Regions from separate parts of the Mus musculus genome. Here region 1 is linked to region 2. A link is a loop called in an ENCODE intact Hi-C map of the cell type or tissue named here. Cell type or tissue: left cerebral cortex. All regions are shown on one strand. Links, peaks and the distances in the headings refer to the core of each region. The heading gives the core; the rest is flanking DNA.

Evidence for each region. Hi-C counts contacts between places; a loop is a spot of excess contacts. Peaks named below come from ENCODE experiments on the same cell type or tissue, not always from the same donor. Only the 100,000 strongest peaks of a DNase experiment are listed, where the experiment ranks them.
Region 1: a loop joins it to region 2, with 2.5 times the contacts of the local background. A loop is called at or near these places in 17 of 42 quality-filtered maps.

Annotation. Positions count from the first base shown.
Region 1 is chr12:81,793,544-81,801,564 of GRCm38, reverse strand. Gm30706 (a long non-coding RNA gene) reads left to right here. Exons shown (of 7, transcript XR_001780652.1): 4 at 1,492-1,585; 5 at 1,957-2,031; 6 at 7,876-7,939. Among named protein-coding and RNA genes, the nearest start is that of Gm46366, 6.5 kb to the right of the region's middle. In left cerebral cortex, for the core only: a CTCF peak has its summit at 4,838 (motif pointing left); a DNase peak (open chromatin) is centred at 4,817.
Region 2 is chr12:81,856,267-81,864,287 of GRCm38, reverse strand. It overlaps Pcnx (pecanex homolog), which reads right to left and starts at 4,258. Exons shown (of 36, transcript NM_018814.3): 1 at 3,764-4,258. The coding sequence starts at 3,916. In left cerebral cortex, for the core only: a CTCF peak has its summit at 4,385; DNase peaks (open chromatin) are centred at 3,835, 4,350 and 4,718; H3K4me3 peaks cover 1,409 bases; H3K27ac peaks cover 1,302 bases.

The DNA of each region.
Region 1 (8,021 bases), core at 3,618-6,117, 63 kb after region 2:
TGTGTGTGTGTGTGTGTGTGTGTGTCTGTCTCCCTCTCCCTTGCTTTCTCTCTCGAAGTCTCCAATGCTGTGAATGAGCTGTGAGTTCCTGTATTCAGCCCACCTTGTCCTTCTCCAGGACTGTGGGCGTACACCACCGCACCTGGCTTGGCTCTACCTTTCAAGTCCAGCTTTGCATTCTGGGTTCTGACGTTTTTTCCCTTTGGAGATAAGCACAGGTGGCCTGGCAGGAGAGAGAACAGGTGCAGAGGAGGCCGACGGGGGGCTTCCTACGAATACCAGACGCACTGTCCTGAAATAAGCTTCAGCCGTCAGCCAAATGACTTGTGTAAATCTCCATGAATAAAAATGTAAAAACAGTGTAAATATAGCTCCATTAAAGGGTCTTAAAATAGGAGCCTGGCTGTGGCAGCAACTTGGGTAGGGGATAAGATGCAACGTGGCGCTTCCACCCTTCCCTTCTTTCTCGTCATTTATGAGGGAGAATTTTTATTTAATGTGTAAAGGTTAAAAATAGCTTATTGGTGCTGGGCAGTGGTGACTCAAGCCTTTAATCCCAGCACTTGGGAGGCAGAGGCAGGTGGATTTCTGAGTTCGAGGCCAGACTGGTCTACAGAGTGAATTCCAGGACAGCCAGGGCTACACAGAGAAACCCTGTCTCGAAAAACCAAACCAAACCAAAACAAAAAATAAAATGAAAATAGCTCATTGGCTCATTTGTGTCAAATGATGTTTATCTTTCGTGTGATGACTATAGATTTAAAGGAACAACTAAGACCAGAAAAAGGGACTACTTTGTCTTAAGGGCCCAAGTCCAGAGGTCTCCATATTTGCTCCTCTGTTCAGCTTGATTCAGATTCCCTCGAAAGAGATTTTAGTTGACCAGTGTGGGGTCTTTTTTGGGGGAGGGGGGTACGGTTAAAGATTTATTTTTATTTTGTTTTATGTGGATGAGTGTTTTGCCTGCATGTATGGATGTGTACTGTGTGCATGCTTGGTGCCCTTGGAGGCTGGAAGAGGGTATTGTACTTAGAAGGCATGGCTGCTTTTGTTCTCACAGAGAAGCACCGGGGAAACCCGGGATGAGAAGCATACAGGGTTGTTCCTCCCTTGAAGGAACATGCTTTTTTAACCTGGTGGCCTTGGTGCTATGCGTGTGGCCAACTTTCCTGACACTGCATCCTCCCTCAGACCCTCATTATAAATTTGTTGTTCTCAGTCAATCTATAGAACCTATCTTTATGGACTTTACAAAGAATCTCAATGTAGTTACATCTGATCTTTATTTAGCTCACTTTGTTCCTCAAGGAGATCTACATGTCGTTTGTCTTGCGTGTAGGATTGAGTTAATTGTCACCAGGACCATTTTCACCAAATTGTGCTGTGCTTAAATATGCCTGAAATAAAACTACTCAGAGTAAGACTTTAGAAGACTGACCCAGTACAGCTGCTGAGTCATGTTGAGCTGAGTTGCCATTTTGCCCCCTGCAGTTCGTCCCTCTGCAGCCCATTACGGTTGCAGAGACCCCCACGGCCGGTGCGTGACGTGGGACATGCTCAATGTGGGACTTGACCCTTGGAAAAGGTAAGAAAATGTTTTCTTTAAGTAGAAGCAGAGGGTAGGGGTTCAATCCTCTCACAGAAGGGGTCACAGCTGTAAGTGAGACAGGGAAATAGCACAGGTTTTTCCCAGTCCTCTGAGGTAACGCATCTTATATGATTATCTGAGCTATCTGTTAAGACCCAGGGGAGCAAATATTTAAAAACAAAACAAAACAAAACAACAAACAAACAAATGAAAAACCAGTTCTGCAACTTTGTATAAGTGAGTGTAAAATTCCATCCTGGGTTTCCTGAACAAGGAACCATTGCTATCCACAGTTGGAGTCACATAGACACGAATGTGAAAAGACCCCATGAGAAGGAGGGTGAGAAGCCCTGTCTGTTGTTTTGCAGTCTGGACTGCAGTTATATATTGCTTGAATGCTCTTTAGAAGGACCATCGGGATCCTCTGGACACACCTTGGCAGGGTGAGTTGTTCCAAGGGGCCAGGTGGCTCGCAAAGCTGCCCTGAGGCTGCCCCCAGCACTCCCATCCCCCCCAACCCCCAGCCCCACCCAAGATTGTTTGCCTTTGCCTATGATGTAATAAGGGAAAACATAGAGCTAAGGAATATGAATCCAAATTTGACAGGGATGATAAGCTTTTAAACTCCCAATAGAGCAAACCTAACCCCAGGATCAAAGGGAAAATTGATCCAGTATGGATTGATCAGTGGCCCCTTCATAGAGAAAAATTAAGATAGACCCAATTCTATTAGAGGAACAATTGCAACCTGGACATATAGAACCTTCAGTGAGACCTTGGAATTCCCCTATTTTGGTAATTAATTACATTATAGTTTTGTAAATAAAAAGACAAAAAATAAATTTCAGCTGCTGTATGATTTCAGGGGCATAAATGTTCCTGTGAAAACAAATGGAGGCTCTGCAGCTGGGGCTCCCCATGCCTACTGTGGTTCCTCAAGGACACTCCACTATTTAGTATCAGTGGAACATTTTGCCACAAGCGATGAACACATTGTCAAACTATGTGACAATATTACGTATGTAGGCACTTAATGAAAACATTGCCCCACTGTGTGACAATATTATGTATGTAGGCACTTAAGCTGGCGCAGCCTAAAGCCCTTCAGGCATTGGTCACTCATTGTATGAATGTATTCTCTGCTCATGCTTTCCTAATCAATACTTAAATGGATGCTTAACTTTCATGGTAAATGAACTAAAAGAAGAAAATGTAGGGGCTGGAGAGATGGCTTAATGGTTAAGAGCACTAACTGCTCTTCCAAAGGTCCTGAGTTTAATTCCCAGCAACCACATGGTAGTTCACAACCACTCGTAATGGGTTCCAATTCCCTCTTCTGGTCTGTCTGAAGAGAGCAACAGTATACTTCTATACATAAAATAAATAAATCTTTAAAAAAAGAAGACTGGGCAAGGGTGGCATACACCTTTAATCCCAGCACTTGGGAGGCAGAGGCAGGCAGATTTCTGAGTTCGAGGCCAGCCTGGTTTACAGAGTGAGTTCCAGGACAGCCAGGGCTATACAGAGAAAACTTGTCTTGAAAAAGAAGAAGAAGAAGGAAGAGGAGGAGGAGGAGGAGGGGGAGGGGGAGGAGGAAGAAGAAAGAGGAGAAGAAGAAGAAGAAGAAGAAGAAGAAGAAGAAGAAGAAGAAGAAGAAGAAGAAGGAGAAGAAGAAGAAGAAGAAAATTTAAACTTAACTCCAGATAAGATACAAAGTGGTCACCATATAATTATTTAAAATATATTCTCACTCAACAACAAATTTGCCATTATCCCCTCTCAGTCTAAATTTTCCGAAGCAATGTACCCTCAAATACTTAGAAAAGATTTTGGGCCATGTCAATTGGATGTGTTCTTAAAGCCCATGTCCACAGTGACACATCTACTCCAACAAGGTCACACCTCCTAATAGTGGCACTCCCTGGGCCAAGCATATATGAGCCATCACAGCAACTTGTGCCACTTGTTAGTAGAGAGCCTACAGAAATCACTGTGCCATTAAATAGAATTCTGGCTGATTATTTTGTTCCACGATGATCACAATTGGCAGGTAGCAATCACATGTTACTTGGGATCTATAAGTATTAGTTATCCTAAAGATCCCTTTAAGAATTGTTTAAGATACCCCATGGGTGTTCCTTAAAATTACATCTAGAGATCCTATAGAGATCACTGTTAAAAATGGCTCTTCAAAAGCACGGGAGCTTATGTCTTATATACAAGTTCCACACCCTCCGCATACACCCAGCCCTGGTTGTGCAGCTCAACAGTCTGAACTTGCTGCAGCCAACCAACTTTTATTTGATGTTTCTCTGCATTGGATATTTTAGCACACTCTCCATTGGTGCTCAAATTGTTTCTGTTTTAGAAACTGTAAGACTAAGCCAGGCAGTAGTGGTGCACGTCTTAAATCCTAGCACTTCAAGACTTAAACTTAATCCCACCACCAATGCTAGTGCACAGTTAGTTCTGTCCCTATGGGCGCCTATACAACAACCACCTCAGCATTTTTTCTTTTCTTTTCTTTTTCTTCTTCTTTCTTTCTTTCTTTTTTTTTTTTATTAGGTATTTTCCTCATTTACATTTCCAATGCTATCCCAAAAGTCTCCCATACCCTCCCCCGCACTCCCCTACCCACCCACTCCCACTTTTTGGCCCTGGCGTTCCCCTGTACTGGGGCATATAAAGTTTGCAAGTCCAATGGGCCTCTCTTTCCAGTGATGGCCGACTAGGCCATCTTTTGATACATATGCAGCTAGAGTCAAGAGCTCCGGGTACTGGTTAAGTTCATAATGTTGTTCCACCTATAGGGTTGCAGACCCCTTTAGTTCCTTGGGTATTTTCTCTAGCTCCTCCATTGGGGGCCCTGTGATCCATCCAATAGCTGACTGTGAGCATCCATTTCTGTGTTTGCTAGGCCCTGGCATAGTCTCACTAGAGACAGCTATATCAGGGTCCTATCATCACAATCTTGCTAGTGTATGCAATGGTGTCAGTGTTTGGAGTCAGCATTTTTTCATAACTCACATTCACATGCATTCTCATATGCCAGACCTGGTAACATTCGCTAGTGCTCAAGCAGATGCCCTGGCCTCCTCCTCACCTCTAATACTTTCATTTCAGGCTGCTTAAAAGACTCATGAATTTCTTCATCAAAATGCAAAATTATTACAAGTGTAGTTCTCTACCTCATGAACAAGCGTGCCTGCCCTCTGTGTTCCTTGACCACCACTGCCCCCTGCTGGAGGAACTAATCCTTGCGCGTTAAACTCTAATGCCACTGGGGCAAACAGATACTACTCAAATCTCTGAATTTTGACATTATGCTCCTGTAACAGTTGATACTTGGAAAGAATACGATTGTTGCTTCTGTCTGCAGAACGATCTCGGATGCTGTCATTATTTATTATATACCTTTCCCTTTCCTGGACATCCATTGCAACTAAAAACTGGTAACGCTCCTGCTTATATTAGCAAACAACTTTTACAATGTATAAAATATTAATCATGTTGCCGGAACCCCTTTCAACTCACAGTGTCAAAGCTATTGTGGAATGACAGCGTTAACTACTTAAACAACAAATTTTAAAAATAAAATTGGGGACTATATCTTCACCTTAAATGCCTAGTGCTATGGGCATTTAAAATTTAAGCCATGGTTTTTAAAAAAATTTTTTTTTTACTTTAAAGGATAATGCTTTCTCCACTACCCAAAAGTGGAGGCACAGACATGGACACAGTATATGTTAAATGAAATATCTAGGAACCAATCAGTGGAAAGGGCCCCAAGTTCCTCTACCATCAGGGCAGGGTTACGCTCGAGTCTTTTCAGAAAATGAAAGAAGTCCCAGATGATGTCTGCTCCCATGACTAAGACAGCATCCCAGAGACACTGGACACATGAAGCATCTGAAGAAAGATAACAAGCACACCAAGAGGAGGCATCCCAAGAGGAAGAAGAAGTTGATGACTTGGGGGAGGCATCGAGACTTTAATTCATCAAGCTGAGACCTTGGAGAGACAAGGACCCAATGCTACTGACCCCCAAAATGATGATGCTATGTTTATTGACTATATTATAGGCTAATTCTCAGATTGTACAGAATCCAAATACTTTCCTTTCTGGAATGTGTTGTTTTAATGTGTCAAGATACTGCTCATATTCACATTGATGATCTGCATAAAGAGAAAGACACAATCTCTCAAGTGACCTTTGAAGGCCATCTCGATTAAGGTGGCTCTCCCTTTTCTTGGTCCTCTGCTGGCTAGTCCTATGGCTTTGTTAGACCAATTCTGCAGGCTATGCAGTCAAGCTTGGCTTATGCTATTACAGCCACAAAATTCTCTTTAAAAACTCAAAAGGGGGTGAGATAGGAAGTATGGCTGTCTTTTAAACACCAGAGAAACCCAGGATGTTAAGCACGCAGGGTTGTTCCTCCAAAAGAAGGAGTGTAGTGCCTGTTATCTGCCCAGAAGGCTAGAAATGGACATGGTTTCTGACCTAGTGACCTTTGCGCTATCTGTGACTTTTCTGGCACTGGATCACTCCCCTAGACCCTTATTGTAAAATTGTTTTTCCCAGTCAACCTATAGAACCTGTCTTTATGGACTGTACAAAGGGTTTCATATCTGATCTGTATTTAGCTTGTTTTGTTCCTGAAGGAGATTTGTGTGTGGTTTGTTGTACACATAGGATTGAGTTAATGATCACGAAAATAGTTTTCACCAAATGTGCTGTGTTTAAATATGTTTAAAGTAAACCACGTGGAATCTAACTCCAGTTTAAACCAACATCAGCGACTGAGTCATATGAGTCATGGTAAGCCAAACTGACTTCTTGTTTCTGGCAGCTCATATCTCTGCAGCCGGTTAAGGTCACAAAGACCCCTGTAATCGGGTCCCCCAGAACCAATGCTAACAACAGCGGTGAGCCACAATGTGGGTGCCAGGAATAGAACCTAGGTCCTCTGGAAGATCAGCAAGTGCTCCTAACCATTGAGCCATCTCTCCATCCCAGACCAGTATGAGTCTTACATCGACAATGCTTAGGGTGGGGACATTGCCTGAAGAACACAGAAAAGGATGAGGGAGCTCCCCAAAGTGTGTACGGTGGGAGTGGCTGTTACCCCGCTGATGAACGGAGCAGCAACATCATATGTAAGGCAACAGAAGTTCTCAGGGATGCTCACAAGTTACAGCTTCAAGTGTCAGCCAAGAGTCTCCCAGGGCAAAACTGGGTGGTTTGGGGAATCTTGAGAACAAGCTGGCCAGAAGGCTAACACCCAGCGACTAGCTTATACCACTGAGAGTGAATCTATCTCTTCTTCACGGAAGGCTTAGACACAGATGGCAGCAATGATAGTCTTTGACTGAGTAGCACAGCTCTTAGCATGAGCTCCATGTAAGCTTCAACGTGTTTGTTTAGAAACTGATTACAAACCTTCTGTTAGGACTGCACGAAGCACACCCCAGCTACCCTGAGCAAAAGATAGCCTCTTTGGGGATATTGTTGGTAGCAGGCAGGGGCAGACATGAGGCAGATCCGGGAAATCTGTGTGTGCTTCCTGTTTCTCTTCCTCTCTGAACCTTCCTGAGCTCCATCTTTCTCCTGATGTGGCTGCCTGGCATTTTTTAATTAATTAATTAATTTAAAAAATTTCATCCCACCCAGACCGAGACTGGATTCCCTCCATCCTGTTCCAAACCCAGAACAAGGACCCCCAAGGGGTTCAGTTTGATTCTGCACTCAGAATCCCTCCCCCCAACCCCCAGCACTCAGCTCAGTCAACCACGTGGCCAAGATGACACCCGGTGGGAGGTACTTCTGTTACCTTGTAGATTCAGTTGTGGGAGCTTTTTTCTTTGTAAAGAGATTCAGCCGAGTAAGGGGATAGTATTTGCTTACACCTGTATAGAGCTTTACATACAAGTATGTATCCTTTCTTTCATCTGATTCTTGGAGTAACCTCAAGGAGTGGGAAAGCAGGTATTCAATTAGTGAATGTGACTGGGCACTATGTTGCCCAGGCTGGCCTCAAATTCCCTGAGTCAAGCCTCGGACACTGGGATTAGAGGGGTACACACTGTGTCCAGCTAGGACAAGTCTTCCCTTCTAGGTCAGTCTTATTTCACCCCTTAGGTTCTACTTTTCTTTTAAACCCCCTCTCTCCTGTTCACTTGGAATTTGGGGGGGTGGGGAAGAGACCATCTCTCACCTTTGCCCCTGGATCTCTCTGCTACAGTCTCTGCATGAGTTAAGCTTTGATTAAATTGAATTTGTTTTCCAGGTGAATCCAGTAAGGCCTAGAGCACGAAGTGCTTTGCTTCAGGGGATCCGGCCAAAGAGACAAGGTGAGGTGGTTCCATAGCGGAGTCTCTAAGATTTCCAGGCAAGAAAGTGTCCCACAAGGTCTCTGACATCGCAGTAGGGTTG
Region 2 (8,021 bases), core at 3,315-5,814:
GAGCCACCTCTAAGGCCCTTCAGAACGGTTTTAGACATGATTTCTCTGGGACGTCTCGAGAGAGTCATGAAGACAAGTGAGTACCAGTTTAGAAGACTAGGCTAGGAATTATGGGTACACTGATCTAGTTCTCTGAACTCACCTAGCATGCAGTATACAAATGAGTGAACCGCACTCCAGATGTTCTGAACCTGAACAAGTTTGTACATGGACACATTTTTAACACTGTCAAGTAATGTTTAATGTCCAGTAGGGTCTGAGAACCTCTTACTTAAACAAACTGGAGAAAGACAGGTGCCCAGATTTGCAACCAGAGTCTCATGTGTGCTAAATAAACAGTTTGCACTCAGTCTATCTTAATGTAAATACATTTTAATGAATTTCATCATCTAGACATGTAACTCTTCATAGACAAAGACTGTATATGAAGCAATGTGTTAGAATAATGGTTGCCTTCAATAAATTCAGCACTGTCTAATCTCTTCTAGGCATGCAGCATTGTAGAGAAAAATTCTAATTAGACAGTCTTTGGAACGCCATTCACTGAAGGCTACTCTGAAAGTGAATAGCCTATTTTATAATTATTTCCTTGCAAAATACTCATGAAATACGTTATACATGAGCAAACCAAGGTTCAGGAAGGTGATCTTGCAAATCAACAGCAAAGCCAATATTCAAAAATCAAGGTAATAGGCACACCAGTGAACTTTTCATCCAAAAAACCAGAAAAGAAAAAGCTACCCTATCCCAAAGTTCTCACCCATGCTAAGTCATGTACATTAACAATTAGAATGATATAAATGGAGTTAACAAGGAAAACAAGATAATCAGTGAAGAGGGAAGCTTTTCTTCTTGGTTTTCCCTATCTAGAACAATAATAGCAGAATCTATATCTTACCCCTCTGAATGACCTATAAAAGCTGGGAGACAGAGAGTGTGTGTGTGTGTGGGAGTGGGAGTGTGTGTGAGTATATCCATGCCTAAGGGGATCCTGAATGGTGATTTTGGCTTCAAAAAGTCATATATAAAACCCAGTTCATGTATCTGCCTAAGGTAATAAAACAAGTCACAACGGGGACACTTAGCTGGGCTAAGAACCTATACACAAACTCAGTAAAGTCACCGTCACCTGCAGCTACTATTGGAAGAACACATGAATACTAACCATGGGTGAGATTTTAATACAGAAGGTGAGCTTCTGCTTTGATCTGGATATATATGTCACACTATTGACCTCACTACTATAGCACTAGCTTGTTTCCTAAACTGCTACACTCCTCTGTGCTAAGTTCCAGACCACGACCTCTGATCATTCATCGTCCCTACAGTTCTAAGCTTGCTGCTGCTTATCCCAGCCTAGACTCCTAAGTTCCCTGACAGAAAAAAGTGAATCGGATCCATTGCCAGTCATATGTCTAACGTCTCATTACTGTGTGTCAGTCTGGCACTGCTCTACATCCTTAAGAGTACAGCAATGAACAGAGAGAAACCCCTGCCTGGTCAGAGCTTCAAGTCTATTATTAGCTTTCCTCGGTGCAACAGGGTGACAGAACCAGCAAGTGAGTGTGTGCCTCAGCCAGCAGAAACCGCTGTTCAGAAAGCGGGCAGAAGAGGTCAGAGGCTGCTATGTTACTTATCAGGGAAAGTCTCACACGCCAGAAACCCGAAATAACCTAACCAAAGGCAGGCCACACAATCATCTGGAAGGGAGAGGCCCCTGACAGAGTAGGAAGGGCAAGCACACCCAGCCCAGGGCACAGTGACGACATGTCAGCTGCTGGGTAGACTGCAAGCAGTCGAACTGAGTATAGAAAGGGGCAGAGCAAGGGCAGAGGGGAAGCTGGTCTACGCACAAGGGTCACAGGACCTCAAAGAATCCTGATCTGTGTGTAGGGAAGCAAGAGCAGAAACAGCAAGCCTTGATACAAATGCCATCACACACCCCCTGCCAGCCCGCACCCCCACCCCAGACAAGTACCCAGCAGGGCAGAGCTGCTTGAACCAGGCCTGACTGGGGGATGATGGACTCCTGTCAGATTTTAAAGACAGAACTCACTAGCTTTGTGCGTGGACTGGGAGTGAGGAGAAAGAGAAGCCTATGAGAGCTTTTAAAGCTTCAGGAAGAGTGGAGCTGCCATTCGTTGAAGTGAAGCACTTTTATTTTCCCAGAACCTGGCAAAGTACCTAGTGCACAGCGGACACTCAAATACCTGAGAATCGAGCTTAACTGAATAAACTCCCGGGTAATTCAATATATGGCTTTCCGCTTCCTCTGAAGTCCTCAGTGGTGTTAATTCCACAAAGAGGCTTAGACCCAAACCTTACACAGCACAGCAACAAATCCTGACCTCCCAACGATCATTTTGCCTTTAATGTACAACCTGTCTGGACACCCGGGAGGGCAGCTCTGAAAGCGAGTGAGCTTGAAGGGCCGCCTCACCACCACAGCCACAGAGCTGCTCATTAAGGACATCGCACTCCTGGAAGGGATGCTGATGCAGAGTGAACCCGATCGGCCACAATGAACAGAAATTATAACATTTAATGATAAATTTTCAGAATCTGACAAGACCAAGTCCTGTAATAAACAGCTCCTTTAAGCTGGGGTAAGTCCCTTCGAACACATTCCTATTAGAAATCAGAATCTGCTTGACAATGTGACATTTAGCGCGAGCACACACACACACACACACACACACACACTCGCCATCCCCCAAGGCATGTTCCTGCCTTAGTGATACTGAGAAAAGAGGCAAATAGGCTGCCCTAACTCGCGGTACTTCTCATACTCTCCATTCGGGGACTTAGTAACCCAGCACCTTTGTTCTAGCCCTCTGAAGAACCATGAAGTTAGCAGAAATTCCCTGAAAATAAAAGTTAATATCCTTCCTTCCAATCACTTTAAAATTTGAAAGCTTTGTTTTCTCAAATGTGCCACCTAAAATTGTGCTTTTATTTTATTTTTTATTTTTAAGAAATGTGCAAACATCTTTCAGGAAAACATCCTCTAAAAACACTCCTGAGGCCTGGACTGCACAGTGACTCTCAGGCCAGCCTTGGCTATAGAAGGAAACCGTCTGGGAACACCAAAAACACTTCAGAGAAACTGGACCGAGAGCACCAAGCAACAGGCGGCGGCACTCTCCTTTTCCCAGCCAGTCAAAGGCCTTGAACCAACGCAAACAAACGCCAGCCAGGCTCTCGTATCTCCCCGCTCCCTGCCGGCAGCGCTAGCCTGACAACACCGCGGTCCCTCGCCGCGGGGCTGAACCGAATGGAACCCGCACTCAACCGATCAGCGGTTTGCGGAGGCGCGAGCCCGCTGGGGGTTTCCCCCAGCACGGGAAGCGAGTACGAGCCGGGACACCCTGCGACTCCGTTTCTGCCGGAGCGCGCACGGCCTCCCCCGGGCTCCGCACACAGCCGGGGGCCGAGGTGCGGGCGGGGATGCCCCCGGGGAGCGGGAGGTAGATAGTCCGAGGCCCGGGGAACGACCGGGGACCCCCGATGGAAGGCCTCGGGGCGCCAGTTACGCAGACCCGCACGAGAGGCGCTAGGAAAGCGGGACCCGGCCGGGGACCGGCGGGAAGGGAGGTGCTGAAAACACGGGAAACCCGGGGCCCGGAGCGGAGCCAGCGGGGGAGGGGAGCGTCCGCCCGCCGCCGGGACCGCGGGACGCGGGGAGGACAGGGGCGCGACCCCCGGGCCCCCGAGGATCACAGCCGAGCGTCCGCTGCGGGTCCCCGTCCCCGCCCCCACTCACCATGTAAAGCGTGAAGGGCAGGCCGAGCAGAAAGAGCCACAGGTAGAGGTGGAGCGCGTTCACGAAGGTGGCCTGGTGCGGGTCGTAGTACCAGCCGCCGCTGAGCGCGGCCCACACCCCCTGCCGGAGGATCTGCAGCGTCTGCGACCCCATCCCCACCCGGCGTCGCCGCCGCCGCCGCCGCCGTCCCCGCCCCGGCCCCAGCTTCGGCCTCGTCGCCTGCGCGCCCGCGGACCGGTCTAGCCCCCTCCCGAGCTCCGGGAGAGCGGCCCGGCGCCGCGGCGCTCGCTGGTGCTGCTGCACGAGGAGGAGGAGGAGGAGACGGCGGAGGAGGAGGCGGCGAGCGGCAGGGCGGAGAGCGGCGAGGAGGAGGAGGAGGCCGGGCTCCTGAGCGCCGCCGCCATCTTGTCTTCGAGCTCCGAGCCCGAGCCCAGTCCGCCAGCGCTGCCGCCGCCGCCGCCGCCTCCGCCGCCGCGACCCCCGCCGGCCGCCAGCCTCGGCCCGGCGGAGCAGGCGAGCGGGCGCCCGGCAGGACGCGGAGGAAGCCGCGCCCCCTCCGGCTCCTCCTCCTGCTCCCTCCACCCGCGGAGCGGTCCCCACGGGTACGCGCAGCGCCTGGGTCGCACGGGCGCCTCCTGTTGGGAGAAGCCTGCAGAAGCAGCATCTGGCCGGGGTGGGGATGGGGGTGGGGTCGGGTGGGGTGGGGTGGGGTCGGGTGGGGTGGGGTGGGGTGGGATCCGGTCGGGTCCGAGTTTGCAACCCGGATGGCACTGCACCGGGCATGACCGACCACTGCAAGCTCTTTAAAGTCGAGCGGACTTCCAGACTTCCAGAATTCGTAGACCTTGCAGGGGCTGCCGTTTGTGGCAATTGCCCAAGACAAAACAAGTAAAAAACATTTGGGGGTAAACTGTCTGAGTTTGACACTGCAGGACTGGAAGAATTAAAGCAGAGTTGAAAAGAACTGTGTTACCCTTTTTTGGACCCGAAGCAGCTTGAGTGAGAAAAAGGGCGACGACGTCAAGAACTAGAAGCTTTACTGCTTCCAAATAGGTGTAAATTAATACAAGCTGCAAGAGATACAAAAGTATGACATGACCAAGTTATGCTTGCACCACAACTTTTCTTTTTCATGTGGTGCAACTAGTAACCATTTTTATCAATGGGCCAATCTCAGCAGAGTTGAAAGATTCCTGACTCCACCCAAACTTTGAATGGGGTCTTGTACTTCTCTTTTTATAGCTGTGAAAACTGGGAATCATTCTTGGCCCAGTCTAATGTTTCTGAAGTATGTCTGATCTCACTGGATGGCTTTTTTTTTTTAAGGGTTTGAAGGTTGAGTTTATTGTAGCAATAAACGTACTCTGTTTTCCCAGATTAAAGTTGCTATAATTAATGAGGAAAGCAAGTGAGACAGAGCAGTTGGTGACATTTTAAGAAGTGGTTAAAACCCATCGCAGTGCCTCTGGGTATCATGCCACTGTATAGCTGGTTATGCTCACACCTGCTCCACTTAACCTTCACAACGCTCCTTTAACACAGCCAGGGCTATCCTTATTTTTACCAGTGAGGGCTCTGCCACTCAGAGTGATTGCCCAGGTTCTCATAAGTAATAAGCTGTGGAGTGCTCAGAAGTCAGCGTTCATCCTAGCAGCATGGACTGAGCCTTTCATATCCACTCAGGTAGGAGTTAGAACTCAGGCAGGACCTTCAGGCTTAAGGATATAGTCAGCTGTTCTCAAAGGTGATGGGGGCATCACCTCAGAATGACTTAGAAAAGGAAATTCTCACATTATCTCTCTAGGGAAACTGGGTGAGAGACTAGGGAAAAACCAAAAAGTTTTAAGAAGCCTTCCAGAGATTGTAAGAACCTTTCAGGTAGGAAGAACACCACTTTCCGTTGTATAATCACAAAGTGATCTAAGTTCAAAGCACTTTAAAGGGTGTAAATAAATTCACATCAACATATATTTTAAATGTATGACTAAAAACAAAATCAAGATTAAGTAATACAATATTATAATTAAAATAGTGACCTAATGGCTTGATTCACAGGCACAAGATGGTTGAGTTTTCTTTTGTGTCTCCTGAAGGAGACAGGAAAGCTCTCTTGAGAAACTGGAAGCGATCCCAAGCTTTCCAAAACAAAGGAAGATGTAAACCAGGATAAAATTCCAATAGCACATTAGTTTCCATGCCAACAAATATCCACTGTGGTTTAATATGAAAGGATGGACTGTCACAGCGAGGCCGACTGGGAGAAATGGGGTCTAGCACTGGACTCATCCGTGGGGTGGGAGGCAGACCCAGCTGGACCAGAAAAGAGTACGTAGTGGATATAGAACCAAACCCGCAGCAAGCCAGGAAGGCAGCCGGCAGCAGGGATCTCCAACATGTGAGGAGCCGACACAGCTGCAAGGCAGCCTGGAAGCTCAAGGAAATGTTATGGCAAGAATGAGAAAAATATGTTGCTTATTGCAAGGCCCCAACCTTGCTGCTAAGGTTTTCCAGGTCTAAATTCATGGCCTTAAGTTTAGGTGCTGGGCAAATTCTGGTGACCCAAGAGAACAAGGCCAGATTTGATGGCTACTTTAACAGGGAAAGTAGCTTACTGCCTAGAACTGGGACAAATTCTCACACTGTGTGGATACAGTATGTTGAGGCCCCTGGGTGTTAATGTAAAACCCTAATTCCCTTCCAACATTCCTGGGCTTAATCCCAGAACCTAAAGAAGGGAGCTATACAGCAATAGTCTCTACGTGAAAAGGGGCAGCCGGACAGCAGGGCCAGAAAGTTAAAAGAGGGCAGATAGAAACTGCCTCTTTCACCCTGAACTGGTAGAAGCTTTTTAGAAGAATGCAGATTAACTGGCAGTTGAAAGAAGGCCTAGAAAAGACTGACCTTCCCAGATGACTGACTCAGTCCCTGGAGGAAGGGGCAGATCTTACAGGCTTTTCATCTCGCAGCTTTCAAAATGTTTGCAGGTGCTCCCACATGCTTCCTGTGCTGTCCACAGGGGCACAGAGAGGTTAAATGGTTTGCCCAGGTCACACCCTGTGTCATACTCATAAAACGTGAGTGCCAGACAAAAAAAATGAAGACATCTAATTTGCTAAATGTTAACACTCCCAGCCAGGCCCAAAAGTCATCAATAATGTTATACTTAACATGTCAGAGTTAGCAGCCGTGACACGCTGCCAAACCACCACCTGACATGGGCTCATCTTTCAGCTAATCCCATTAAAATGATGTTTCCTGACTGGCTCACAGACCCCTTGAGGACTGGGAGCACCCACGGCAGATGCTTTCTCCTTCCTGAAAAGGGAAAAACTGAGCAGTGGAAACCATCTAATGACTCTACCCAAGCCCACCTGTGACAGAGGCATCCATGATACAGCCCTGTCTATTAGGTGTCAATCCCTTTAAGGCTCACGTGTTGTGCCAACTACCCAAAGCCAAAAACAAAAAACAAAAAAACAAAACATCCATGTCTCTTCTGAGACCAGATCCTCTTCTCTCTCTTAATGAAAAGAGCATTTACTTACTTGCTCAGACTTGGACCCTCTCCTAAGGTCTAAACGCCTGCTCCTTCTCCTGTCCACGCCCATTGTGTTGCCAAATCAAGCCTGCTGGTGGATGCTGTCAGCAGCTCTTACCTAACAGCCTGTTGCCGCCAGTCCCTCCCCCTTCAAAACCTTTGTACCTTCTACCAGCAAATTAATTTCCCTAATCTACTCTTCTTAAAAGCTTTTAATTCCCTCCAATAACCTACCTTAGCCAAGTCTTCAAGGCTCCCTATTAACCTGAATAGTCCCTTTCATTTACCTGCCCCTGCTCCTAGCAGGAAACCCTTTTTATTGGTAGATATCAGCATATAAAGGTGTATGTTTATCAGCCCACCCAGTTATCAATCTGTTTATGTGCTCTTATGTACACTAGAGCTATCAGCCCTCTAAAATCCATAAAGACTGCCCCCTCCCTCTCTTTACCCCCCTCCTTCCTCCCCCCTCCCCACTCACTTAGCACTTAATTGTCTGCTACTTTCTGTGCCTCCAAGTGAACCACATTCCTTGATGCTCAATGGCAAAGTGCTCCTCAGTGTGCCCCAGCTGGCAGGGTGCTCCTCAGTGTGCCCCAGCTGGCAGGGTGCTCCTCAGTGTGCCCCAGCTGGCAGGGTGCTCCTCGGTGTGCCCCAGGTGCTCCTCAGTGTGCCCCAGCTGGCAGGGTGCTCTTTAGTGTGCCCCAGGTGCCCATCAAA